Linked DNA regions of Mus musculus: all the other regions are linked to region 2. A link is a loop called in an ENCODE intact Hi-C map of the cell type or tissue named here. Cell type or tissue: heart. All regions are shown on one strand. Region 1 holds the start of Nsun5 (NOL1/NOP2/Sun domain family, member 5). Region 2 overlaps Mlxipl (MLX interacting protein-like). Region 3 has its middle 36 kb from the start of Fzd9. Region 4 overlaps Baz1b (bromodomain adjacent to zinc finger domain, 1B). Region 5 has its middle 3.4 kb from the start of Abhd11os.

Evidence for each region. Hi-C counts contacts between places; a loop is a spot of excess contacts. Peaks named below come from ENCODE experiments on the same cell type or tissue, not always from the same donor. Only the 100,000 strongest peaks of a DNase experiment are listed, where the experiment ranks them.
Region 1: a loop joins it to region 2, with 2.8 times the contacts of the local background. A loop is called at or near these places in 6 of 42 quality-filtered maps.
Region 3: it touches region 2 in a loop (7-fold over the local background); 19 of 42 quality-filtered maps call a loop at or near these places.
Region 4: it touches region 2 in a loop (10-fold over the local background); 19 of 42 quality-filtered maps call a loop at or near these places.
Region 5: a loop joins it to region 2, with 11 times the contacts of the local background. A loop is called at or near these places in 17 of 42 quality-filtered maps.

Annotation. Positions count from the first base shown.
Region 1 is chr5:135,365,244-135,370,243 of GRCm38, reverse strand. Trim50 (tripartite motif-containing 50) reads right to left here. Exons shown (of 6, transcript NM_178240.3): 5 at 3,579-3,703; 6 at 2,590-3,170. The coding sequence ends at 2,590. It overlaps Nsun5 (NOL1/NOP2/Sun domain family, member 5), which reads right to left and starts at 291. Exons shown (of 10, transcript NM_145414.2): 1 at 168-291; 2 at 1-53. The coding sequence starts at 260. In heart, a CTCF peak has its summit at 2,210 (motif pointing left); a DNase peak (open chromatin) is centred at 293; H3K4me3 peaks cover 1,312 bases; H3K27ac peaks cover 908 bases; H3K27me3 peaks cover 326 bases.
Region 2 is chr5:135,116,175-135,121,174 of GRCm38, reverse strand. The region is part of intron 2 of Mlxipl (MLX interacting protein-like); the gene reads right to left. Among named protein-coding and RNA genes, the nearest start is that of Mlxipl, 12 kb to the right of the region's middle. In heart, a CTCF peak has its summit at 2,520 (motif pointing left); a DNase peak (open chromatin) is centred at 2,424; H3K27ac peaks cover 470 bases; H3K27me3 peaks cover 1,036 bases.
Region 3 is chr5:135,284,304-135,289,303 of GRCm38, reverse strand. No RefSeq gene overlaps it. Among named protein-coding and RNA genes, the nearest start is that of Fzd9, 36 kb to the right of the region's middle. In heart, a CTCF peak has its summit at 2,853; a DNase peak (open chromatin) is centred at 2,903; H3K27me3 peaks cover 520 bases.
Region 4 is chr5:135,189,280-135,194,279 of GRCm38, reverse strand. The region is part of intron 1 of Baz1b (bromodomain adjacent to zinc finger domain, 1B); the gene reads right to left. Among named protein-coding and RNA genes, the nearest start is that of Baz1b, 4.5 kb to the right of the region's middle. In heart, CTCF peaks have their summits at 2,413 (motif pointing right) and 4,793; no DNase peak of the experiment used is centred here; H3K4me3 peaks cover 1,151 bases; H3K27ac peaks cover 9 bases.
Region 5 is chr5:135,014,064-135,019,063 of GRCm38, reverse strand. No RefSeq gene overlaps it. Among named protein-coding and RNA genes, the nearest start is that of Abhd11os, 3.4 kb to the right of the region's middle. In heart, a CTCF peak has its summit at 2,508 (motif pointing left); a DNase peak (open chromatin) is centred at 3,383.

The DNA of each region.
Region 1 (5,000 bases), 250 kb before region 2:
ACGGCCGAGTAGCGCTGCGTCTCGCACACCAGAGCGTACAACTGCTTCAGGTTCTGTGCGACACAGGGGACACCCGCTGCACCCCACGCGGGCCTCGCCTCGCCTCGCCCTCCCGCCCGGACAAGCCCCGCTCCCCAGCCCGGCTTGCCAGCCCCCGGCCTCACTACCTGGAAGTTGCTGGAATACACCAACCCCTTGAGGGAGCCCTGGCGGCTTTCCACGCCGGCCAGCACCGCCGCGGCGGCCGCGTACAGCCCCATGCTCTCCCCGCCTCAAGCGCTCTACGACACTGTCGCAAAACTCGGGCTGGCTTTACGGCCGCCGCAACAATTTGTACAACCGGATTTCCGGAGTCAAAGGGTTCGCTGCTTTCCGTTTTCAGCGTCCAAAAATTAATCTTAGGCTCTAAATCCGAGCGGGCTGGCTCACGCCTTTAATCCTAGCGCGCGGGAAACAGAGGCAGAAGGATCTTTGCGAGTTTAAGGTCAGCTAGGTCTAAGTAGTTACAGGACAGCCAGAGCTACATAATGAGGTCCTGTATGTAGAATGAAAAAAGTCTACTTTCTTTTTAGAATTCAGTGTAGCTATTTTGTAGTTTGTTGTTGTGGATTGGTTTTTTTTTTGTTTGTTTGTTTGTTTTTGTTGTTTTTTTGAGACAGGGTTTCTCTGTGTATCCCCTGGCTGTCTCTGTAGAGACCAGGCTGGCCTCGAACTCAGAAATCCGCCTGCCTCTGCCTCCCAAGTGCTTTTATTAAAGGCGTGCACAACCACGCCAGGCTATTTTGTAGTTTTTAATTTTTTTTTTAAGACTTTGGAACTCAGAAGGCTACGCAGACTCTCCTAGCAGTCCTGTGTCAGCCTCTCCCTGTGACCGGATGAAAGGTTCAGTAATAAAGCACGTGCCTTGATGCCTCCACTGAGAGGTTGGGATGTGGCTCAGTGGTAGAGCCCCTGCCTAGAATCCCCCAGGGAGGGGCTGGGGCGTGGCTCAGTGGTAGAGTCCCTGCCTAGAATCCCCCAGGGAGGGGCTGGGGGCGTGGCTCAGTGGTAGAGCACCTGCCTAGAATCCACTGGTGTGCTTGGAGTTGTTGAACACCCATCTAGTAAATGTGGCTCTCTGGGACCCTAGCGCTGGAAAAAGTAGATTGTTTAAAAAAAAAAAAAAAGTGGGTGTTTAATAGGGCCGACAGACATTGTCCCTCGGAGTAGAGCACTTGCCTAGCATGTGCAAAGCCCTGGGATCAATTCTCAACATTGATGAGGAGGACCAATGATGGGACTCAATCTATATAGAGGGCTTGCCTAACAGGCAGAAAGCCTTTGGTTCCAATCCTTCCACTGTATAAACCGGGCATGATGGTACGCTCCTGATGGCTCACTGGTTAAGAGCACTGTCTGCTTTTCCAAAGGTCCTGAGTTCAATTCCCAGGAACCACATGGTGGTTCACAACCATCTATAAGGGGATCTGATGCCCTCTTCTCACATCTTTTAAGAAAAGAAGGAAGGAAAGGAAGAAAGATTGATTTGAGGTCATCTTTGGCTAGCCAATTCACACCAGCCTGGACTACATGAGACAATCAAAATAATGGTAGTTGGGCCTAAGAAAGGTGGCTCAGACCTTAAGAGCACATACTGTTCCCAGACATGTTAGGCAATCAAAACCTTTTGTAATGCCACCTCCAAGGGATTCCATAGTTTCTGACTGTTGGCTTACAGACAATTCTGCTAGGCTCTGCTCAATAGCAACTTAGCAACAGCTTGCGTCATCGGCTGCCACTTATGCGGCTTGCCAGGTACAGCAGCAGTGTTGAAGAGGACTGCTAGTCACTACCCAAGTCTCCTCTCCTTTCACTCTCGCTGTCCCCACGTGTTCCTGGCCCGCCTGTCTCTTCTTCTTTCTGCCCCACCCCCTTCCCTCCCTCTACCCTTTTCCAAGTCCCCACTCTCTTTCCTTTCCCAACAAACTTTATACTAGGCCTATCGCGTGATTCCTCAAGGGGACGCCTTGGCAGCGCCTGCCAGGCACCTTCTTACTCCGGTCATGACACCTCTGTGGGCACAGCACCCGCAAGCATTCACCTACATAAAAATAAGTATTAAAATAGTAGTAGTAATAATTAATGAGAAAAATGTCAAATGCATTGTTTTTAATAGATGTTTGAAGGCCCCAGTGATAACGTTTAAATATGTGAGGAAATGTTTCTGCCCTCTGCTGGACAAGTTGGGAAGCACAGGGCTACTTTATTTTTTATTTATTTTTATTAGATATTTTCTTTATATACATTTCAAATGCTACCCCAAAAAGTTCCCTATACCCTCCTCCCGACCTGCTCCCCTACCCACCCTCTCCCGCTTCTTGGCCCTGGCATTCTCCTGTACTGGGGACAGGGCTACTTTATGAGCAACTATAGGACCTGGTAAGGTGCAAGGTGGCACGCATACCCCTAGGTGGTGAGGAAGAGGCTATATCCCCTGATATAAATGTTCTGGGGACACGCGGGTGTGAAGAATCTTTTCAAGCAGTCCAAACACTGAGACCCAGCGGAAGCCCTCAAATCCCTTTGTCTTGCAAGACAGACCAGGACAGCCTATACCTGTCCCAGTGTGAAGTGCCCAGGCCCACTGGGTGGGGGCAATACCATGGGCAGTGAGTTGCTGCCCCTCTCATGCCAACATGTGTCCAGGATAGGGTACAGCTTGCCCTGGAAGTCAGCTTGGAAAGTATAGAGTGTCCGCAGATCATCAGGACGGTCAGCGTCAAAGAACGTGAGCTCACCCTGCTCATAGTGTAAGTAGACGCCGATGCGATGAGGGTGGCCAGCCACAGGCAGTGGCAGCCGTGGGCAGCCAAAAGCCTCATACACCCGACCCTCTTTCAGGCCAATTAGCCACACACCGTGCTCTGGGGACTTGTTCAGCTTGCCTTTGCGGCTGGCTGTGCCCTTGATGACCCCCAAGCGCCAGTCACTCTTGCTCCCCACCACCACTTCCCAGTAGTGGCGACCCCAAGAGAAGCCCTTGCTAGCCAGGACACAGGTGCTATAGTCGAAGCGCTCGGGTTGGCTGGCTCGTCTCTGGGCAAGGAGGCCACAATGCACCACTGTGTTGCCCTTAGAGAGCTCCAGCAGAGGGTGGGCAGTAGCCGGGTCCAGCTTGAGAGATGCTGGAGCTAGAAGAGAAAGAGTCCTGTGGTTGGCTCACAGAGAAACCGCAGACCCTGCCCAGGAGGCAATGGCAGGCCGAGTCCTCAGGTACAGGAACCGTGCTGACTCTGTGTTCCCATGCTGGGAGGGGCAGACACAGGGCTGTGTGTATGGAAGGGATGAAGGATGGGTGGGGTATCGGGTAAGTGGATGAGATGGGCAAGTGGGTGGGCGGATCATGCCTGTGGAGCGCATTAGACGTGGCCACTTGTGAAGGAGTTCGGCTATGGAACAGGTTTACTGCGTTGCAAATGTGTGTGCCTACACAGCCACTCCCACATCTCCTCTCCACCCCCACACAGGCCCCCTTTAAGTTCTCTCTATGCTTCTTGGTACCCTTGATGAATTGGGAGGATAACAATTTGGGGCCTCACCTGGCAGAACCTTCCGGAAGAGTCTCTTCCACACGGTCAGTTTGATGTCAGCCTGGTGGAGAGCTGGCTTGAAGGAGATGGGACTGAAGACGCCTTCCAAAGGCCGAGCCTGCTGGACCTCTGCCCTGTGTACATGGGTTCCAGTGGTTGGGGAGCTCTGCATCAAGACTGCCTCCCACTCTCCTCCTCATGTGGGGGTCCACAAGACTAAAGTCACCACTCAGGCCACACATTCATAGCACCCTTTCCTCTCAAACCTCCTTCCTGGAGAACATGCCTGCTTCCTAGAACTGGGATTGTCAGGGAGCTGAGGAAGGCCCCGAGGAAATGTGCAAAGTGCAGATGAAGTCTTGAGGGGGTGCAGTTGTTGACTTGGGTGTGGCCCAAGTCAAGGACCTCAATGTTTCAGATCCCTGGAATGGCAAAGCCTTCCCCCAAGGTGAAGCTCAGGGGATGCCAAAACCTTCCCCTTGTCCCAGACCAAGTGTTGACAAAAGATTGACTCGTGTGTGCAAAACCTGCAGCTTCCAGATGTTTGAGACTGCTGGCCTGTAGACACCTCCTGCTAACTCCCATCCCATCCACCCACCCCCACTCTGCATATAACAAGCATGCCAGGACCCCAGGTTGCTGTGAGGTTGACACCAGTGCCTCAGAGTGTGCATGTCCCACCCGAGCCCAGCTTTTCTGCCTGTGTGTGTCTATGAACTTGTCCTCTCTTCATTCACTCGATGCCTAATCAGGTTTCCAGAACCACGCCATGCAGGACACAGTGGGGATGCTGCACAGCTGCTGCTGTAGACAGAATTAGAAGCATCTTCCACAGGCTCATGTTCTGAAATTTGGTTCCCAGCTGGTAAAACTCTTTAGAAAGAGGTGGGGTGTGGCTGGTGGGAATAGGTCTTTGAAGGTTGTCCCCACTTCTGGCTTCAGTCTTATCTCTCTACTTCCTATCTGCCAGCATATGAACAAGCTGTGAATACTGTCACACCTCCCTGACCATCTAAAACCAAAACAAACCTCTCCTCCCTTAGGTCACTTGCATCAGGTAATGTGGTCTCAGCAAGGCAAGGTCACTAGTACAGCAGGTGTTCACAGAGCACGGGGCTGGGGAAACAAGTCTAACTTTCCTGGGAACTTGTTAGAGATGCAGAGCCTTCGGCCCTGCCCCAGATCTGCTCATCAGAAACCGATCACCCTGGGAAAGTTGTACAAATGTGTTTTAGCCAGCCTGCAAGGTGTTTCTCATGTGTGCTGACACCTGAGACGCACTACATCAGGTAACCTGATTCTGCTCCCAGCAAATTGTCTGTTCATTTCTATCTGTGCTCTGTAGGCACGTGACCCCAAAGACTAAAGAAATCCAGGAGCACAGGCTGGAAGGTGGCTCACTGGGTAAATTGAAGACCTGAGTTCAGTCCC
Region 2 (5,000 bases):
TCTCTCTCTGTCTCTCTGTCTCTCTCTCTCTCCCTGTCTCTCACTGGGACAGTCCAGGCACGCCACTGCTGAGCCACACCCCCATCCTCAGTGGATGGTTCTGAGAAAGTGTACTGAGGAGATACACACTAAGCCTTGTGTACACTCGTTTCTTTTTATTTATTTAATGCATGAGTGTTCTGCTGCATATACATCCATGGGCCAGAGGAGGGCATCAGATCCCCTTATAGGTGGTTGTGAGCCACCATGTGGTTGCTGGGAATTGAATTAAGAGCAGTCAGTGAGTGCTCTTAACCACTGAGCCATCTCACCAGCACCGAAAATTATTTTTTATTTTGACACCGATTATTACTATTATAGTTCAGGCTAGCCTGGACCCACTATGTAGCCCAGGCTTCCAACTTTATTCATTAAATAAATAAATAAATAAATAAATAATGTGTGTTGTCTGCATACACATCTACAACACCAGATCCCATTATAGATGGTTATGAACTGCCATGTGGATGCTGGGATTTGAACTCAGGACTCCTGGAAGAGCAGCCAGTGCTCTTAACCACTGAGCCATCTCAAACCTCCCACTTTGCTTTAGCTCTGGGCTCTTTCCCAATGCCCACGGTTTTCCTCTTTTGTTGCGCTAAGGAGTGGACCTGTCCTTCTCACGCTCCGGTTCTGCAGGTGTCACATGTGCCCACCCCTCCCGCCCCATCTTCAGCGCTGGGATCTCAGTGTCTCCGCAGAAGGCCCAACTCCATCCCTCTACCCCTACCCTGTACAGCACGCACCTCCTCCACAAGCCACTGGAGCTCCCGCCTTGATCTGCCTCCTGAGTGCTCTGTGCTGCTCCCTGAATTGCAAATATCCCAAAAACTTGCAAAACTTCCTTCCCAGCTTTCAGTGTTCCACGTCCAACCATGTCAACTCAACAGGGCTCGTGACAGTTCATCCACTGTCCCCTCCTCTCCATCCTTTCTCGAGTATCCCCTAGCTCAATCATTACTTGAATGGACCTCCCTTGACTCAAGCCTAAACTTACGCAGCCGCTCACCATTTCTGCTGCCACCACTCTAAAACATTCCATAGCCCCCCACAGCCTCCAGGGTCGGAAGCACACCTCTCAGACCCCGCTTGGTTTCCAAATTCCTCCTCACCTGGCTGCCCAGCTTCCCATATCTCCATCATGTGTCCCACCCTGAAGCCATAGCCTACACTCTTTCTTATTTGTTTGTTTTTTTATAAAACAGGTCCTAATATAGTCCCAGACAGCCTCGAACTTGTGATCCTCCTGCCTTATAGCTTCTTGAATGCTACTCCAGGCATGAGCCATGCCACAAGACTCTTCTCTAGAAGACAGAAACACCTTCTACCAAAAACACCTTCCTCCAGTTCTTACTGTGATTTCTTCCACTGTCAGTTATTTCTCTTCAGGGTCAATTAACTCAACAGGCCTTCATCACAGGCCATGCTGGGTGCTATGTACTTCAGTGGTAGAGCCCCTGCCTAGAATCCCCCAGGGAGGGGCCGGGGGCGTGGCTTAGTGGTAGAGCCCCTGCCTAGAATCCCCTAGGGAGGGGCTGGGGGCGTGGCTCTGTGGTAGAGCCCCTGCCTAGAATCTCCCAGGGAGGGGCTGGGGGGGCGTAGCTCAGTGGTATAGAGTATGGCTAGTACATTCGAGGCTCTGGGTTCTGGCCTCAGTATCACAAACAAAGAGAGAAAAGGAGGGAGGAATAAAAGAGAAGAGGAGCTGGAGAAAGAGGGAGGGAGGGAAAGAGGTATGGGGGGGACTAGAAATTTCATGCCAATGAGATAGCACACGCCTACACTTTCAGCACTTGGGAAATGGAGGCAGGAAGGTCAAAATGTGACACGAAGCTTAAGTTAGTTTGGGCTACCTAAGATCCAACAAAGAAGAAAGGGAGGTGGAAGGGAAGAAGCGAAGACAAAGGGATGGACCTTTGTGTGTGTAGATCAGTAGGGTCCTAGAGCAGGGAAGGTTCCAGAACATCTCCCTCCTGACTTCCCAAATACAAACATGATCACCAGGAAAGAGTATACATATCCAGGAACGACTGGGCCCTGCCTGTCTCCTCCCCCACTCAGGGACCCTGTGGTCTGCACAGACGGCTGTGACAGGTTTTATGTAACACCAACCACACCCTCTGTGCATTTGCTCTGCCACCCCTCCTTGTCCCCAGCCCCTCCCTGGGGGCATTCCAGGTTGGTGCTCCTTCCCCCACTGGCCGCCATTCACTAACTAACCCTTTGCACCTTTGCAGGGGCCAACACTGGGATGAGAGGATCAGGGATAAATCGGGGCTGCTCAGAGTAGGAGGAGAGATAAGGAAAACAAACATGGGATAGATAAAGCCAAGTGGAAAGTCCCTCCTGCCAGGGAGAAGGGCAAAGTGCCTTGGCAGCTCTGAGGAGAAACCAAGAGGCTTTGGGAGTGTGGGAGAGGAGTGGCGCAGACAGGGAAGGACACCGCAGGTCACAACGAACTTAGGGAACTGCAGTGGAGCAGTAGTGCCCCCTGCTGGGTGATATGAGATGACACTTTCTGCTGGGGGGGGGGGGGTGAGCCAGGCTTTCTCCAACTAGGGACTGAACTGGAGCTACCACCACTGCTCAGGATGTACCACTGGAGTTACATCCACAGCTTTACCACTATTATGATGAGCTACATTTTTATGACCATCATTCATTTTGTGTGGGAGGGAAGAGGAGCACATGTGTGCCATGGTGCACATATGGAGGTCAGAACTTTCTAGAGCTAGTTCTCTCCATCCACCTTCGTATCATCCAGTGAAGCAAATTCAGGCTGTCAGTCTTAGTGGAAAGCGCCTCTCTCCACCAAACCATCTTACCTGCCTACACACACACACACACACACACACACACACACACACTGTCTTTCTGTGTAGTCCCAACTGAACTCCCGTAGCCTCTACAGTACCTACAGATATTACAGACTTCCATCATCTCAATCACTTTGTTTGTTTGTTTGTTTGTTTTTTGTTTTTCAAACAGGATTTCTCTGTGTAGCTCTGGCTATCATCGAACTCACTATGTAGATCAGGCTGGTCTCGAACTCGAAGATCTGCCTGCCTCTGCTTTCTGAGTGCTGGGAGTAAAAGTGCACACCACCTCTGCTGGGGCCCACAATCACCTATTTAGATATTTAAAATATTTCAAAGGTTCATTTATTTGAGTGTTTTCCGTCCATCCGTGTGTGTGTTTGTGTGTGTGTGTGTGTGTGTGTGTGCCTGGTACCTGTGGAGGTCAGAAGAGGGCATCAGGTCCTTTGAAAATGGAGTTGTAGATGGTTAGGAGCCACTGCGTGGATGCTAGGAACCAAACCCAGGTCCTCTACAGGAGCAACAAGTGCTCTTAACCACTGAGCCATCTCTCCAGTCCCCAGAAACTCAAAGGTGGGGGAAGTCATGCCCACCTGGCTTTCTAGCTTCCTAATTTTTCAAATATATTTACTGACTGGTTTATTAATTGTGCTGAATATTACCTGGGACCTCCTGCATGCTTTGCAAATGTGATACTGCTAAACCATGCTAAGCCACACCTCTAACCCCTCCCTGGGGGATTCTAGGCTGACACTCTATCAATGAGCTACATCTCTTGCTTACATTATAGATTTTATTTTGAGATATAGTCTCAGTAGGTTACACAGGCTGACTTTGAATTCCAGACCTTTCTTCAGCCTGAGGAAGCTGGCGTCTATACCATCACACCAGGCTTTGCTCTAAGACAAGAACATATTGCCACTCTGATCATAATGACAACGAGCAGTCCCAGCCTCCCCACCTCCAAGGAGCCGGCTAAGTGATACACATATGCACAGACATACCTGAGAACTAAGCAGTAAAAAACAAACAAACAAACAAACAAACAAACAAACAACCACTTGGAAAAGCCTAACATTGTGGCACCCGCCTTTAATACCAGCACCTGGGAGGCAGAGGCAGGCCCACCTCTGTGAGTTTGGGGCCAGCCTGGTCTACATAGCAAGTTTCAGGACAGTCAAGGATACGTAGTAAAACCCTGTCTCAAAAGAAGGGGAGGAGAAAGCAAGCAAGCTCACAGTAGGCTGCGTGTATGGTGATTCGCTGTATGCCTATCACTAAGGAGGTAGAGAAAGATCAGAAGTTCAAGGTCACCTTGGTACTGAATTCAGATCTTGCCTGGGCTATATGAGACCCTGTTTTGAAAGGAGGAAAGAAGAGAGGGAGGAGATGGCGCCATCAGTACAAGCTCTGGAAGCATCAGGGTCTATGCTCGATGCTCACAATTTAGGTTAAAAAAAAGAAGCTGGGTGATTGTTGGGCCCCCCCGGGGTCAGAGGAAAACTATGAGGGGAGAGAAGGTGAAGGGAGAGAGAGAAGCCACCATGGGTTAGGTGAGTCATGAAAACGTGGCCTGAGGGCTGGCCAATTGGAGTTCAGAGCAGCCCAGATGAAACACAGAAAGTAATAACTCAGGGTTATCAATAGAACAGTAAAGCATTAATAGCATAGAGGGTAGATAACTGCTCAGCTCTAGTGCTGAGTAAGGCTTATTGTAAATATAAAGGTTGTGTGTGTCTTTCATCCAGGAATTAAATGGGGAAAGGCAGGGTCGAAATCTTGGATTGGGATTAAAAATTTCAGGGCTGGCGAGATGGCTCAGCAGGTAAGAACACTGACTGCTCTTCCAAAGGTCCTGAGTTCAAATCCCAGCAACCACATGGTGGCTCACAACCACCCGAAATGAGATCTGACGCCCTCTTCTGGTGCGTCTGAAGACAGCTACAGTGTACTTATGTATAATGATAAACAAATCTTTGGGCCGGAGGGAGCAGGGACTGAGCGAGCAGAGGTCCTAAAATTCAATTTCCAACAACCACATGAAGGCTTACCAACCATCTGTACAGCTACATTGTACTCACATACATAAAATAAATAAATCTTTAAAAAAAAGTTTTAAAAATTTCAACAACATTCCGGTTTCCT
Region 3 (5,000 bases), 170 kb before region 2:
AGGCAGGTCTCTCTGAGTTTGAGGCCATCCTAGTCTACATAGTGAGTTCCAGGCCAGCCAGGTTTTATGGTGAGACCCGGTTTCAAAAAGGATGTCTCAGTAGTTAAAAGTGAGTACTGCTCTTTCAGAGGACCCAAGTTCACATCTGATCCATCACCCATGTCAGCTCACAACTACCTGTAACTCTAGCTCTCGGAATCAATACCATATTCAGACTTCTGCAGGTATCTAACACTCACATGCACACACAGACACATAATTAAAAGTAAATATTTTAAATATAAGAAGACACACTCAGAATATAACCCAGCATCACCATTTCCAAGAATCTCCTAAAACAGTGACACTGGGCTAAAAGGATGCTCACCCTGTACCATTGTCCCTATTTGGATGTGTCCTTTGGGTGGAAAAGCTCCCGTGTGGAAGTCTCAGGTCCCAGCTAGGGCACTCCTGAGAAGAGAATAGATCAGGAGGGCACCAAGTCACCCTTGTCAACCCACCGATGAGTTCATAGCTGAAGAGCTTATACGAGGGGAAGCCTGGTTGGGAGAATGCGCCCCCCCCCAATTGGGACTAGCTTCCCCCCCCCCCATTGGGACTAGCTTGGCCCTGTCTCTGGCCACCATGAAATGAGCAGCTCTGCTGCATCCTGCCATCCAGCTGCCACCTGCTTACCTCTGCCCAGGCCCAGCTGACCATGCTCTAAGGTCCCTGGAACATGAACCAGTGTAAGCCATCTTTGTTTATGGCAGGTGTCTTGTCACAGTGGCTAGCTCAACCATGGCTGGAGAAGCAATAGGACAGAAAACTTCAAATTCAATGGAGGAGCTAGAGAAAGCACCCAAGGAGCTAAAGGGATCTGCAACCCTATAGGTGGAACAACATTATGAACTAACCAGTACCCCGGAGCTCTTGACTCTAGCTGCATATGTATCAAAAGATGGCCTAGTCGGCCATCACTGGAAAGAGAGGCCCATTGGACACGCAAACTTTATATGCCCCAGTACAGGGGAATGCCAGGGCCAAAAAAATGGGAATGGGTGGGTAGGGAAGTGGGGGGGAGGGTATGGGGGACTTTTGGGATAGCATTGGAAATGTAATTGAGGAAAATATGTAATAAAAAATATTAAAAAAAAAAAAGAAAGAAGACTTCAAATTCTTCCGAGGAACTGGGAAAAGAAATCATAGCATGGCTACCCCAGAGAATGCTTCACATCTGTTCAAGGATAAGGGGGAGGTCTCGGTTAGGTCACTGATACAGCTGGGTACAGTGTGAAGCACCTGCTAGAGGTGCCCTTGTGATTTTCTTCCTGCTGAATGCAGCAGAATGGCTCCCCCAGTTGTCCTCACACAAGCACTTCAGTAAGCATTGCGAGGTCCCTCGTGTCTCCCTGCCCTGACATCAGCTGCTCCTCTGATACCTGAACCAGAGAGCATGCAAGGCTATCCAGCATAGTCAAGGTGACTTCGTTACAATTTCCTCTTTTAGTTTCCCCTCACTGGGGGATTCTAGGCAGGGGCTCTACCACTGAGCCACACCCCCAGCCCCTCACTGGGGGATTCTAGGCAGGGGCTCTACCACTGAGCCACGCCCCCAGCCCCTCACTGGGGGATTCTAGGCAGGGGCTCTACCACTGAGCCACACCCCCAGCCCCTTTCTGGGGGATTCTAGGCAGCTTTTCTGCTACTAAGTTATATCTCAACTCAGCCTTTTTTTTTTTTAAACTCTCCTTTGCTAGGCAGAGTCTCCTAAGTTGCCTATGCTGGCCTGGAACTCATTCTGTAGCCAAGATAAGCCTTGAACTTGAAATCTTCCTGCCTCAGCCTTCCCAGTAGCAGGGATGACAGGCATGCCCCCACCGTTTCCAGCTATCCACCCTTCTCAGGTAAGGTGGGTTCCAGGGCTTTGATATCCCCTTTCTAGCTCCCAGCGTGTTGTCTCCTTCTCCATGCTTCATGCTTTGTATGTGTGTTCTTGTGAAATGTGTCCGTGTGGATGCCACATAGCCAGACTCCCTGGTAATGTGGGAACAGATAATGGGTGTCTCTCACCACCTCTGGGCAGCCAGAGGTCTGGGCTCTGCAGTGCTCAGCCTGCCACCATTGTGTGGCCACACTCACCTAGGGTGGAAAAGGCTGCCTTAGAATGGACCGGAAGCTTCCAGAACCATCTTCCTAGGCAGACACAGTAGGGATGACCCCTCCCAGGCCTTGCTCTAGCCACAGTGGAACGGATCCCCAGGGTCACTTTAGAATTAGCCTCTGAGTCCCAGGGAAGGAAGGTCTGTGGCACAGGTGGGTCTGAAGAGAGTACAAGTGCTTAGGGTTAAGCACCCACCCGTGCTCGCCAGTGTTCTACATTGAAACACACCCCAGCCCTCGGATCCCATCGCTCCACCAGTTGCTGGTTTGGTGGTTATTATCCACTGCTGGGCACTGAAATCGAGGACCTTGTGCATGTTGGGAAATTCCTACAGCTAAGCTACACACCCAGTCAGCCCTTCTTTGTGTTTTTTATATTAACATAGAGTCTCATTTGCCCAGCGTAGCCTCAGGCTTTCTACCCTCCTCCCTCAGTCTTTCTTCTCTCTTTCAAAAACGGAATTTGAAGGACTGTGAGTTCACACAGGGCATCGGCACATGTGGCCAAGCCTGGTCATCTTGAGTTCCAGCCACAGGGCCAGCGTGGTGGAAACAACTCCTGCACCCCAACATGGGATACATAGCATACATGCACACACCACAGGCAGAGAGACAGAGACAGAGACAGACAGACAATGAGACAGAGAGAGAAATAAGGATTTGAGCTCTCAGAACCCAGTCCACAAGGATCAAACTGGCTCTTGCGGAGCGCATCAGACGATAGGGGGCGACATAGCCCACGTCATGCTGTCAGTCGCAGCCATTGACCCCTGGGATGCTCACTATACCACAGGCAGAACATTGCTGACAGCAGGGCCCAGTCAGGGATGTGATCTCCACACTGCTGGAATGAAATGGTTCCAGGGTCAGAGAGGGGACCTGGGTGGTAATAGAGGCTGGCCCCACACAAGGGTACAGTGTGTGTCCTGACTCCAGTGTACCCCTCCCTCCACAGACAAAATACAGACAGGGGCTCATTCCTCCGGCACTCTGGAGAAAAAAAAATTTTTGAGACAGGGTCTTAGTATATAGCCCTGGCCTTCCTGAACTCACTCTGTAGACCAGGCTGGCCTTGAACTCAGATTTGCCTGCCTCTGCCTCCTGAGTGCTGACATTAAAGGCGTACGCCACCACCATCTGGCCGGTGACTTTTATAAAAGACAGAACCTCACTCTGGCTGCCTATAACTTGCTGTAAAGGCCAGGATGGCCTCAATCTCAGAGATCCACCTCCCTCTGCTTTCATAGTGCTGATCTTTTTTTGTTTTGTTTTTTTATTTTTGGTTTTTCAAGACAGGGTTTCTCCGTATAGCCCTGGCTGTCCTGGAACTTACTCTGTAGACCAGGCTGGCCTTGAACTCAGAAACCTGCCTGCCTCTGCCTCCCGAGTGCTGGGATTAAAGGCGTGCGCCACCACTCGCGGCTCATAGTGCTGATCTTAAAGGTGTACACCACCACACACAGCTCCATCTTATCTCCTGAGATGCGACCTCTCACTGAAACTAAAGTTCATGGCTTTGGGCAGACAGGCTGGCCAGCAAACTCCTGCGATTTGCCTCTCTCTGCCTCCCCCATGCTGGGGTTACAAGCACAAGCCACAATGCCTGACTTTTTAACCTAGGCTCTGGGAATCAACCTTAGGTCCTCATGCTTGTGTGGCAAGCACTTTGCAAGCTGAGCCTCTTTCTAAGAAAAGCCCCTCGGAGCTCACAAGACCCCCGTGGCTAAAGCCCTTGCTTGAAACTAGCCTTGGCTACCTTCCCAGTGCAATTAAAGAGAATGCTGGGAGAAAGCAGAGAGCTTGAACCAAGTTTTGTATGTGAAAGAGAGACAGATAAGGAGGCTGGCAATCCCAAGACTGTTTTGGGGGTACTGACATGAGCTTTAGGTTTAATATGAGAAAGAATCAGGGTAAGTAGCAGGCAGGCGTGGTTAAGCAGGCCTGGCCAGAGCATAGTCTGGTGGATCAATGTCTCAGCTCTGTGAGGTGATCCTCAGAAGTCATTGTTTGAGGGGACACACTGGTTCAGGTGACTGTGTCTGCTCGGAAGCTGATCTCATCCTTGGCGATCCTGTCTTCAAAGCTCTGCTGTCCCTGAAACCCAAGGTGGCTGCAGACTTGGGACAGTGATGGAGAATCTCAGATCTCTTTTGGAGAGTCTAGAATGGGGCATCATAGAAGCCACTAGTAAGATAGCTCCATACATCCTCACTCAGCCTAGGTCCCAGCAAGGCTTTTGTCTACTGGGAACCTCTTATGGGATGGACCTGGTGATGCAGGCTTGTAGTCACAGCTATTAAAGGAGCTGGAATGGAAGGGATTCAGGTTCAAGACCTGCCTTGGCAGGAGAACAAGTTCAAGGCTAGCCTGTGTAACTTATCAAGGTCCTATCTGATGGGTGGTGGTGTACGTCTTTAATCCCAGCACTCAGGGAGGCAGAGGTAGGTGGATCTCTGTGAGTTCAAGGCCAGCCTGGTCTACAGAGTGAGTTCCAGGACAGCCAGGGCTACACAGAGAAACCCTGTCTCTAAAAAACATAAACAAATACCCTGTTTCAAAGAAGAGAGGGAAGAGACAGTGATCCCCAGTGAGGAGTGGGGGGGGGGGGGCAGGGAGGCATGGTGCAGTGGTCGAGTTACTGCCTAGCATGTAGGAGGCCCTAAGGTCACTCTCCAGCACCACTAAAGTAGTCATAACAATGATAATTTTGTATGAAGCAGGGACTCACTACATAGCCTTGCCTGACTTGGGACTTCCTATGTAGACCAAATTGCCTACAGCGATCCACCTGCCTCTGCCTCCGAAATGCTGGTATTAAAGGCCACCCACACCCAACTATGATACTTCTTAAAATGATT
Region 4 (5,000 bases), 73 kb before region 2:
TAAAATACTTAAAGTAAAAGGGCTGGAGAGAGAGCTCTGTGGTTAAGACCACCTAATGTTGCTACAGAGAGCCTATGTTCTGTTGCCGGAACTCATTCACAACCATCTGTAGTGCTCCAGGAAATCTGATGCTCTCTCTGACATCCAGACACTAGACATGCATGTGGTTTGGTGCACATACATACATACATACATACACGCAGGAGAAATCCCCATACACATTAATTGCTCAAAAACAAAAACAAAACATGCAACTAAAGATGGGCGTGGTAGCACACACTTACAATCCCACCAATCCTGAGGCTGGACCCTGTCACAAACAAACAGAACAATAATCCTAAGAGTTCTAATAGCGCCAACTCTCAGATTTGCTTTTTAATTCTATCTTTTCTCTCTTTGGATCACAGTGCCAATGATCAACTGTAATCTGGGATCATGTATTAAGTCATACATTTGTAATTTCAATATATGGGAGGGAGAAGCAGGAAGACTGCCCCATGTTGAAAGCTAGCCTGGGCCACACAGAAAGTTTGAAACCAGCAGGGGCTATAATTAAACAAACCCTACCAAAACAACAATTTGGGGATCTGAAGAGACGGCTCAGTGGTTAAGAGCACTGGCTGCTCTTCCAGGTAATCTGGATTTTATTCCCAGCACCTATATAGTGGCTCACAAACATCCTTAACGCTAGTTCCGGGAGATGTAACCTCTTCTCTTCTGGCATCTGAGGGCACCAGACATGTACATGGTGCACAGATATATATGCCAACAAAACACAGATAAAGTAATTGTTTTTTTAAGTTTTTAAAGATTTATTCAAAATCAGGATTGGTGACCCACAACTTTAATCCCAGCACTTGGAGGCAGATCTCTTGAGTTTGAGGCTAGCCAGGCCTATCAGGCATGTTCCAGGACAACCAGGGTTCAAGAAATCCTGGCTTAAAAAAAATATTCAGAACTATAAGTTAACACTATTTACAGCTACCCAACTCTTCAAACATGCTCTACTCAGTCTGTTTAGAGCCAGATTTACTGTACAAATAATGGCCCCTCAGTAAACCATATAAGAGTTCCCAGAGCATACTACAAAGTTCCTAAAACAGTTGTTTCTAAACTTGAGCACACATGACTACTGATGCACACAACAAAAGCATGAGTCTACATTAGGCTGTCGCTAGCTCCAGCTCCTGCTTCTTTTGAAACCCAGTTTTACTTAACAGATCTTATGACCAAATATCAAAAGCTGTTGGAGGCTAAAGCTGGAGGGGCTGCCTAAAAGCTCCAGGCCAGTCACAACGGTCAAAATCAAGTAAAAGCCAGCCTGGGTTCCATAAGCCAGACCATAACTCCAGCTGAGTCAGTGGTGGCAAATGCTTTTAATCCCAGCAATAGTGAGGCAGGGCAGGAGGATTGCTGGGGGTTCTCAAAAACAAACAAACACCAAAACAAAACAAAACAAAAAACAGAGTGGAGGGCTAGACATGGTGGCACATGCATTTGGGAGGCAGAGGTAGATGGATCTCTGCAAGGCCAGACACAGTGAGACCCTGTCTCAAAACAAACAGGGCTGGAGAAATGGCTCAATGTTGAAGAGCACTGGCCACTCTCAAGGAGGATCTGGTTTCAATTTCTAGCACTCACATGGAAGCTTGAAACTGTCTGTAACTACAGTCCCAGGGGATCCAACCCTTTCTTCTTATCTCCATGGTTACCATACACACATTTATGTCCATAAACACTCAGACACATAAAAGCAACAGCAACCAAAAATATACACCAACCTGACTCTAATCAATTAATGTTATTCTAGTAAGTGTCTTGCCTATGGTACTACCCCTACGGAAGACTATCCATAGGTACAAAGGTAAAGTGCAATTGATAACCTATGATAGTGAAAACATACAATCATTAAATTCGTGTATTATCTGAAACTTCCAGTTTCCTTCTTTTAAGATTAAAAATTTTGGGGCCGGAGAGATGGCTCAGAGGTTATAAGCACTCACTGACTGCTCTTTCGGAGGTCTGAATTCAATTCCCAGCAACCACATGGTGGCTCACAACCATCTGTAATGGGATCTGATGCTCTCTTCCGGTCTGCCCTAAGACAGTGAAAGTGTACTCACATACACCAAATAAATAAATCTTGAAAAAAAAAATTGGGGGGCTGGAGAGATGATGGCTCAGCAGTTAAGAGCACTGATTGCTCTTCTAGAGGTCCTGAGTTCAATTCCCAGAAACCACATGGTGGCTAATAAACATCTGTAATGGGATCTGATGCCCTCTTCTAGTGAGTCTGAAGACAGCTACAGTATATTCATATACATAAAATAAAATGAATCTTATTAAAAAATTTTGAGTGTGCTGGTGTCTGTGAATGAAGCATGCCATGTATGTGTAGTACCCACAGAAGCCAGAAGAGGGCATTATGCTCCCTTGGAGCTGGATTTACAGGTTTTGAGCCTGCAATCCGGGGTTTCTATGGTAGACCTATGGTAGTGCTCTTAACACTGCCATCTCTCCAGCCCTTCTGTTTTTGAGAAAAGGTCTCCCTTGTAGCCAGGCTGGCCTAAAGCCCCCTTTCCTCCTGCCTTAGCTTTGGAATGCAGGGATTACAGCCATAAGCGGCCAGTAAGCTTCCACTGTCAATTAATTCAATGAAGGCATACAAGGTACCTTTTAAGAACATACTCACGGCTTTAAGTTAAAATAGAAAAAGTTGTTATAGCTAAACATGCAGTCAAAATGAGGAGAAAATTACTCTTATTAAAATATAACCCTAAGAGCTGGTGAGATGGCTCAGTGGTTAAGAGTGCCGACTGCTCTTCCAAAGGTCCCGAGTTCAAATCCCAGCAACCACATGGTGGCTCATAACCATCCATAATGAAATCTGATGCCCTCTTCTGGAGTGTCTGAAGACAGCTACAGTGTACTTAAATATAATAAATAAATGAATCTTTTAAATATATATATGTATAACCCTAAATATAAATTGAGGAGTGGTGATACTTCCAATACAGCTGTTGCTCAACCATACATCTGCTATCCTCTATGGAACCACTCATAATGAAACATGCCAACCAGCCAGCCACACGGTCCAGAACTCAAAACTACTCTCAATATGCTCCCTGCTTCTGGGAATTTCCAGGAGAGCAATTTCCTCTAAATATCATCTTTTAAAAAATAATTCATTTATCTAAAAGTCCTAAATACTGGTAGAGGAAATTCTAAACAAATGTCTATTAAATGTATACCATTTAAAATGGTTCAGGTTTCAGTTTTCATTAAGAAAATGTTTGCAAGATTAGGGAAACAGTACTATGATGGTGCCTGCTTGCTCCACAATGTGCATCAAAGCATATACACCCAACCCACCTCCAGACAATAAATAAATAATAAACAATGCCTTTGTTAATAATTCTAAATTAGCTGGCTATGTTTCAAATGTCTCAGACTTACCTCTGGGGCTGGTGAGATGGCTCAACAGGTAAGAGCACTGACTGCTCTTACAAAGGACCTGAATTCAAATCCCAGCAACCACATGGTGGCTCACAACCATCCGTAATGAAATCTGACTCCCTCTTCTGGTGTGTCTGAAGCAGCTACAGTGTAGTTATATATAATAATAAATAAATCTTAAAAAAAAAAAAGACTTACCTCTGATAATATTAGTATGACCATCAATAGGTCAAAGAATCAGCTGGGTATGGTACCATGATACCAAGGATAGCAAACCTCGGAGTTTAAACCAGTCTGGACTTGGCCAGTCAAGGTTGCATAGTGACACCCTGCCTAAATAAATAAGTAAGTAGATAGATACATAGATAACTGACATGTAAGGAGACTATGTCAGAGTCCCAGGAGTAAGTTTTACTCTACTGACATCATGAAAATAGTTTTAAAAGCAAGTATGGTACCTTTAGAATAATGTACTTCATAGAACTAAATACACCTTATATCATCTAATTATAACACAAACTGACACAGAGTAGACTAATATCTCAATAAAAGTGTGGGGGTGGCTCAACAGTTAAGAGCACTTGCTGTGGAGCTAGGTTCAGTTCTCAGCTAACACATGTGGAAACCATGTATAGGCACACAGAAGGTTCACACATATAAATGTAGGCAAAACACTCATGTCCATAAAATATATAAATCTTTAAAAGAAAAAAAGTTTTGATTCAGTTAAAAGCAAAGGAGGATGTGTGGCATGGTGGCACATGACTATGACCCTAGAACCCAGAAACTCTTCACTTGGGAGGCTGTCGCAGGATTCAGGAGCTCAAAGGCAACATGGTGTGTGTCAGAGCCTGCAGAGCACATGCAGGGCCCTGGGCCCCATCCTGTACCACAGTTCCTGTTCTTCCCTTCATTTATTTACAGTGACATCCTTGAAAGAGCACTGGATTGTAATCCCAACATTCATCATTTATACACAAGAGTCCATGAACTTTAAACATACCGACTTCAATTCCCTTGGGCCCACTGGGCAAGCAGACAGGAAATCTGGACCACCTCTAAGACCCTTTTCAGCTCAGAAATGCCATAAGCATACATAAGCAAACACCTACATGGAGGCCAGGCATGGTGCTGCAAGAACCCTTTCATCTCAGAACTTAGAACAGGTATGGAATGGCAGATCTTTAAGTTTCAGGCCAATCTGCTCTACAAAATGTTCCATCCTTGACAGAGCCACACAGTGAGACCCTACTGAAAGAAAGAGAAAACAAAAACAAAAACCCAACTGGGGCTTAGAGTCAACAGTGAGGTTAAGTGCACAGAACCTGGGTTCAATCCCCAGCACCCTCACAGTAGCTCACAATCCAAATCTGGCCTCCAGGGTGCTCCAGACACACAGTGCTCCATAGACACATAGGCAGGGAAACATCTATACAGACAAAATTAAAAGGTGGAAAATAATCTCTGTAGGTGGACACTGCCTTTCAGAACTGATGCTAGAAGGGCTGAAGCTGTACTGGCTGGTCCTGAGGTCTATTAATCCC
Region 5 (5,000 bases), 100 kb after region 2:
AAAACCTTGTCTCAGAAAAAAAAGTGTGTGTGGGTATTTTGTCTGCAGGTGTACATGGGCAGCACATGCATGCATGGTGTCCAAGGAGACCAAAGGAGAGCATCAGATTCCCTGGGACTGGAGAATAGACAACGTTGAGCTGCCATGTGGTTGCTAGGAGTTGAACCCTGGTCTTCTGCAAGAGCAGACAGTGCTCTTAACTGCTGAGCCAATTCTCCAGCCACCCCCACCCCCAGGCCCCACCCCACACCTCCATATACACACTTTTGAGATAGAGTTGGTCACTGCTCTGGAACTAAGCAGGTGATACTCTCTGGCCAGGCATCCTCCTGCCTCCATCTCCCCAGCACTGTGCCTACAAGGACGTGCCACCATTCCTAGTTTTCTCAAGTGGGTTTTGATGATCCAACTGATCCTCACACTTCAAAACAAGCACTTCACTGACTGAGCCAACCTCTCCCCACCTCCACCAGGTCCTTTTGATGTCTATATTCTTTAACTCAGAGTCTCAACTAGGAGGCCTGGTGGGGCATGCCTTTAATCCCAGCACTCCTTAGGCGGACACAAAGGGATCACTGGTTTTGAGATTAACCTGATCTACATACAGAGCAAGTTCCAGGACAGCCAGGGCTACACACAGAGATTGCCTCCAAAAACTAAAACAACAAACAAATAAGTAAATAAATCAAGAGTTTCATGTCGCCCAAAGTGAATCTCATCGCATAGCTCTGGTTTCAGCATGTAGCCTTGGCTGGCCTGGAACTTGCTATGTAGAGCAGGCTGGCCCCAAACTCATAAAGAACCCTAACCTCTGCCTCCCAGTGCAGGGTGGGACTGAAGGCGGGCGACATCATGTCCAGCCCCGCTCCCACTTGAAATAAATGGTCTCTGTTGAGAAGACAGCTTTTGAGGAAATTTCAGGAGGGGAGGGGTAAACCATGCAGGGAAGAGCGCTTGGGGCTGAGGGGACAGTATGTACCACAGCAGTGACCAGGAAGAGTGTCTAGCATGTGTGTGGGACATCAGGGAAGTGAGGAAGCCTGGGGCATTGTGGGTAAGGAAGACCTCGGAAGAGATGAAGCCAGAGTCCATGGAGGAAGTGGGCTCAAGAAGCTTCAAGCGATCTTAGCCTATCATTGCTGGGCAGAAGAGGCATGGGTAGAGTCCACCATAGGCTTTAACAGGATTGTTTCAGGTTAACAGGCTGACAGGGGTTGAGGGGAGGAACACACATAAGCTGTGTCCTGAAGGCAGGGTGGCAGACAACGGTGGTGAAAGAAAGAGCTGGATTGTAACACCTACTAAAGGTGGGGCCAACAGAACTCAGTATTTGAATAATGGTTACTGTCCTTTTTTTCTTTTTTAAGATTTATTTATTTATTCTATGTAAGTACACGGTAGCTGTTTTCAGACACACCAGAAGAGTGCATCAGATCCCATTACAGATGGTTGTGAGCCACCATGTGGTTGCTGGGATTTGAACTCAGGACCTTCGGAAGAGCAGTCAGTGCTCTTAACCGCTGAGCCATCTCGCCAGCCTGGTTATTGTCCTTTTTAAAAAAGAGTTGCTAGGCAGTGGTGGCACATGCCTTTTAGTTCCAGCACTTGGGAGACAGAAGTAAGTGGATCTCTGTGAGTTCAAGGCCAGCCTGGTCTACAAAGCAAGTTCCAGAATACAGTCAGGGCTGTACAGAGAAACCCTGTCTTGAAAGGTAAATAAATACATAAATAAATGCTTTTATTATAGTGTGTGTGTGTATTTTAAAGTAGTCCAGGACCTGAGAGATGGCTCAGAGGTTAACAGAGAGTGCTGCTCTTGCGGAGGAGCTGAGTTCAGTCCTCAGTTCAACATGACGGCTCATGAGCACCTGTAACTACAACCCCAGGGGATCCAACATCTCTGGCTTCCATTGGCACCCACACTTATGGCACAGACCCACATCCACAAAATTAAAAAGAAAATTAAGCCAGACTATGGTGGCGCATGCCTTTAATCCCACCACTCAGCAGACAGATCCCTTGAATTTAAGGCCGGAGTGGTCAACAGAGTGAGTTTCAGGACAGCCAGGGCTGTGCAGAAAAACCCTGACTCAAAATGAATAAATGAATATATAAAACAACAAAAAAATGAATATACAGAGAAACCCTGTCTTTAAAAAAAGCCCAATAGGGGGCTGGTGAGATGGCTCAGCGGTTAAGAGTGCTGACTGCTCTTCCAAAGGCCCTGAGTTCAAATCCCAGCAACCACATGGTGGCTCACAACCATCCGTAACGAAATCTGATGCCCTCTTCTGGAGTGTCTGAAGACAGCTACAGTAGTGTACTTACATATAATAAATAAATAAATAAATAAATAAATAAATAAATAAATAAATAAATATTAAAAAAAAAAGCCCAATAGATAGATAAATAGATTGATTGATAAAAAAATGAGCACCTGCCGATCTTTCAGAAGACCTGGGTTTGGGTCTCAGCTCCCATAAGGAAGAGCAGCTCTGACGCCCTCTTCTGGCCTCTGTAGGCATCAGGCAAAATACTCATAAACTTAAAATTCAAAATAAAACTGTGTGTAGCTCACACCTTTAACCTCAATTCTGGGAAGGCAAATGCAGAAGGCAGCGACCTAGTTCAAGGTCAGCTTTGTTTACACAGTGAGTTCCACAACAGCCAAGGCCATTCAGGGTGCCTATCTCACAGGGCAGAGAGACAGACGGGGAGTGGGGAGGGAGGGGGAGGATTAGGATGCCACAGGGGAAAGGATATCACTGGACTGTGGTTGGTATTCTTAAATTTGAGCTCTCCATCACAGCTCCATGGGAAAGCCAGCAGACAAGTATGCCCTGGAGTTCAGATGAGGGTTGGGCTGGAAAACACCTGTAGAGTCGGTGTCTCATTTACCCCAGGCTAGCCTCTTCCTACTTTTTCTTCCTTCCCTCCATCCCTCCCTTCCTTCCCTCCTCTTTGGTTTTTGAGACAAGGTTTCTCTGTGTAGCCTTGACTATTCTGGAACTCGCTGTGTAGACCAGGCTGGTCTCTGCCTCTGAGTCCTAGGATTAAAGGCTTGGCCACTATGCCTGCTATGGCCTTAACCTTGATATGTAACCAAGGATGATCTTGAATTCCTTTTTCTTCGGCCTTCACCTCTCCAATGCTGGGATTCCATGCCAGTGCCGCTACCACCACCACCCACACTGGGTCATGCCCCTTGATTCCAGAGGTGTCACTAGATAGAGTGAGCAGAAAGCACATGCGGAGTCAGGTGAACAGATATTTTTTACAAAGGAACCCTGGGAATTGCCCACCACCCTGGGGAGGGTTTCCATTTCACACGTTGAGGGAGTAGGGGCAGCTCATGGGATCTTTGCTCTTGGGGGCTGCTGCCACCTTCAGGCCAAAGGTGGTACTGCTTCGCTTGTCTAGCTGCCTTCCCTTCAGAAGGTGGCGGCAAAGACACCCTGGCAGTGACACCCCCCGCTGCCAGTGAAAGAGGGAGACAGAGAAGTATAAGGGGCTGAATGTGCCTGGAGAAGGAGGAGGAAGCTTTACCCCCAACGTGGTTTTTGAGTTGGGGATAAACCCCAGAGTCTCACACATGCACCCTATTACCAAGTCACCCCTCAGTAGGGGGAATTCTAGGCAGATGCTCTACTGCTGAGCTACACCCACAAGGTGTTTATTGTGTGCATGGATGCCTTTGGAGGTATCGGATCCTCTGGGGCTGGAAGTACACGAAGTCTTGAGCCACCGGACAAGGGTGCTGAGAACTGAACTCTGCAACAAGGGCTCAGCCACCGAGCTACCCCTGTATTACGAAGGAATGTTTTTGATATGGCATAAGGAAACACAAATGAAGAGGTAAAAAACTGTAAAGCAATTTCTTTTCTTTTTAATGTATATGTGCGTTTTCCCAGATTCAGAAGAGAGGGAAAAAGAGTAACACATATATCCTATCTTTAGAATGCATCTTTTTCTTAAAAAAAGATTTATTTATTTATTATATGTAAGTACACGGTAGCTGTCTTCGGACACACCAGAAGAGGGCATCAGATCCCATTACAGACAGTTGTGAGCCACCATGTGGTTGCTGGGATTTGAACTCAGGACCTTTGGAAGAGCAGTCGGTGCTCTTAACCACTGAGCCATCTCACCAGCCCTAGAATGCATCTTCCATGTAGTTTCTGAGAAGACTTTCAATGTGATTTTGCCTCTACAGAGCTAGTTCCAGGAAAGCCAGGGCTACACAAAGAAACCCTGTCTGGGGGAAAGAGCGGGACCTAGTTCAACATAACTCAGTTCAGCTCTGTAGACCAGGTGGGCCTCAAACTCAAGAGATCTGCCTCTGCCTCCGAGTACAGGATTACAGGTGTAAACCGGGCTGGAGAGATGGCTCAGTGGTTAAGAGCACTGACTGCTCTTCCAGAGGTCCCAAGTTCAATTTCCAGCAACCATATGATGGCTCACAACCATCTGTAATGGGATCTGATGCCCTCTTTTGGAGTGTCTGAGGACAACTACAGTGTACTCGTATACATAGATTAAATAAATAAATTAATAAATAAATAAACCAAAGCACTCAGGAGGCAGAGTTTCCTCTAAATTCAAGGTCAACCTGGTCTACAGAGGATAGCTAAGGCCACACAAAACAAAAAACAAAAAACAAAAACCTCTCTACCATTATCCAATCTTAGGATGCTGAGATGCTCAAGTCCCTTATACAAAATGCTATATTATGGGCTGGGGTATGGCTCAATGGTAGAGCATCTGCCTAGAATCCCCCAGTGAGAGGCTGGGGGCGTGGCTCAGTGGTAGAGCCCCTGCCTAGTAGAATCCCTTGGGAGGCAGATTTCTGAGTTCGAGGCCAGCCTGGTCTACAGAGTGAGGTCCAGGACAGCCAGGGCTATACAGAGAAAACCAAAAACAAATAAACAACAACAAAAGAGATGCTCAAAATCTCAAAAGTATTTTTCTATTTCCAATATGGATTGGTGGTCATTTTAGAG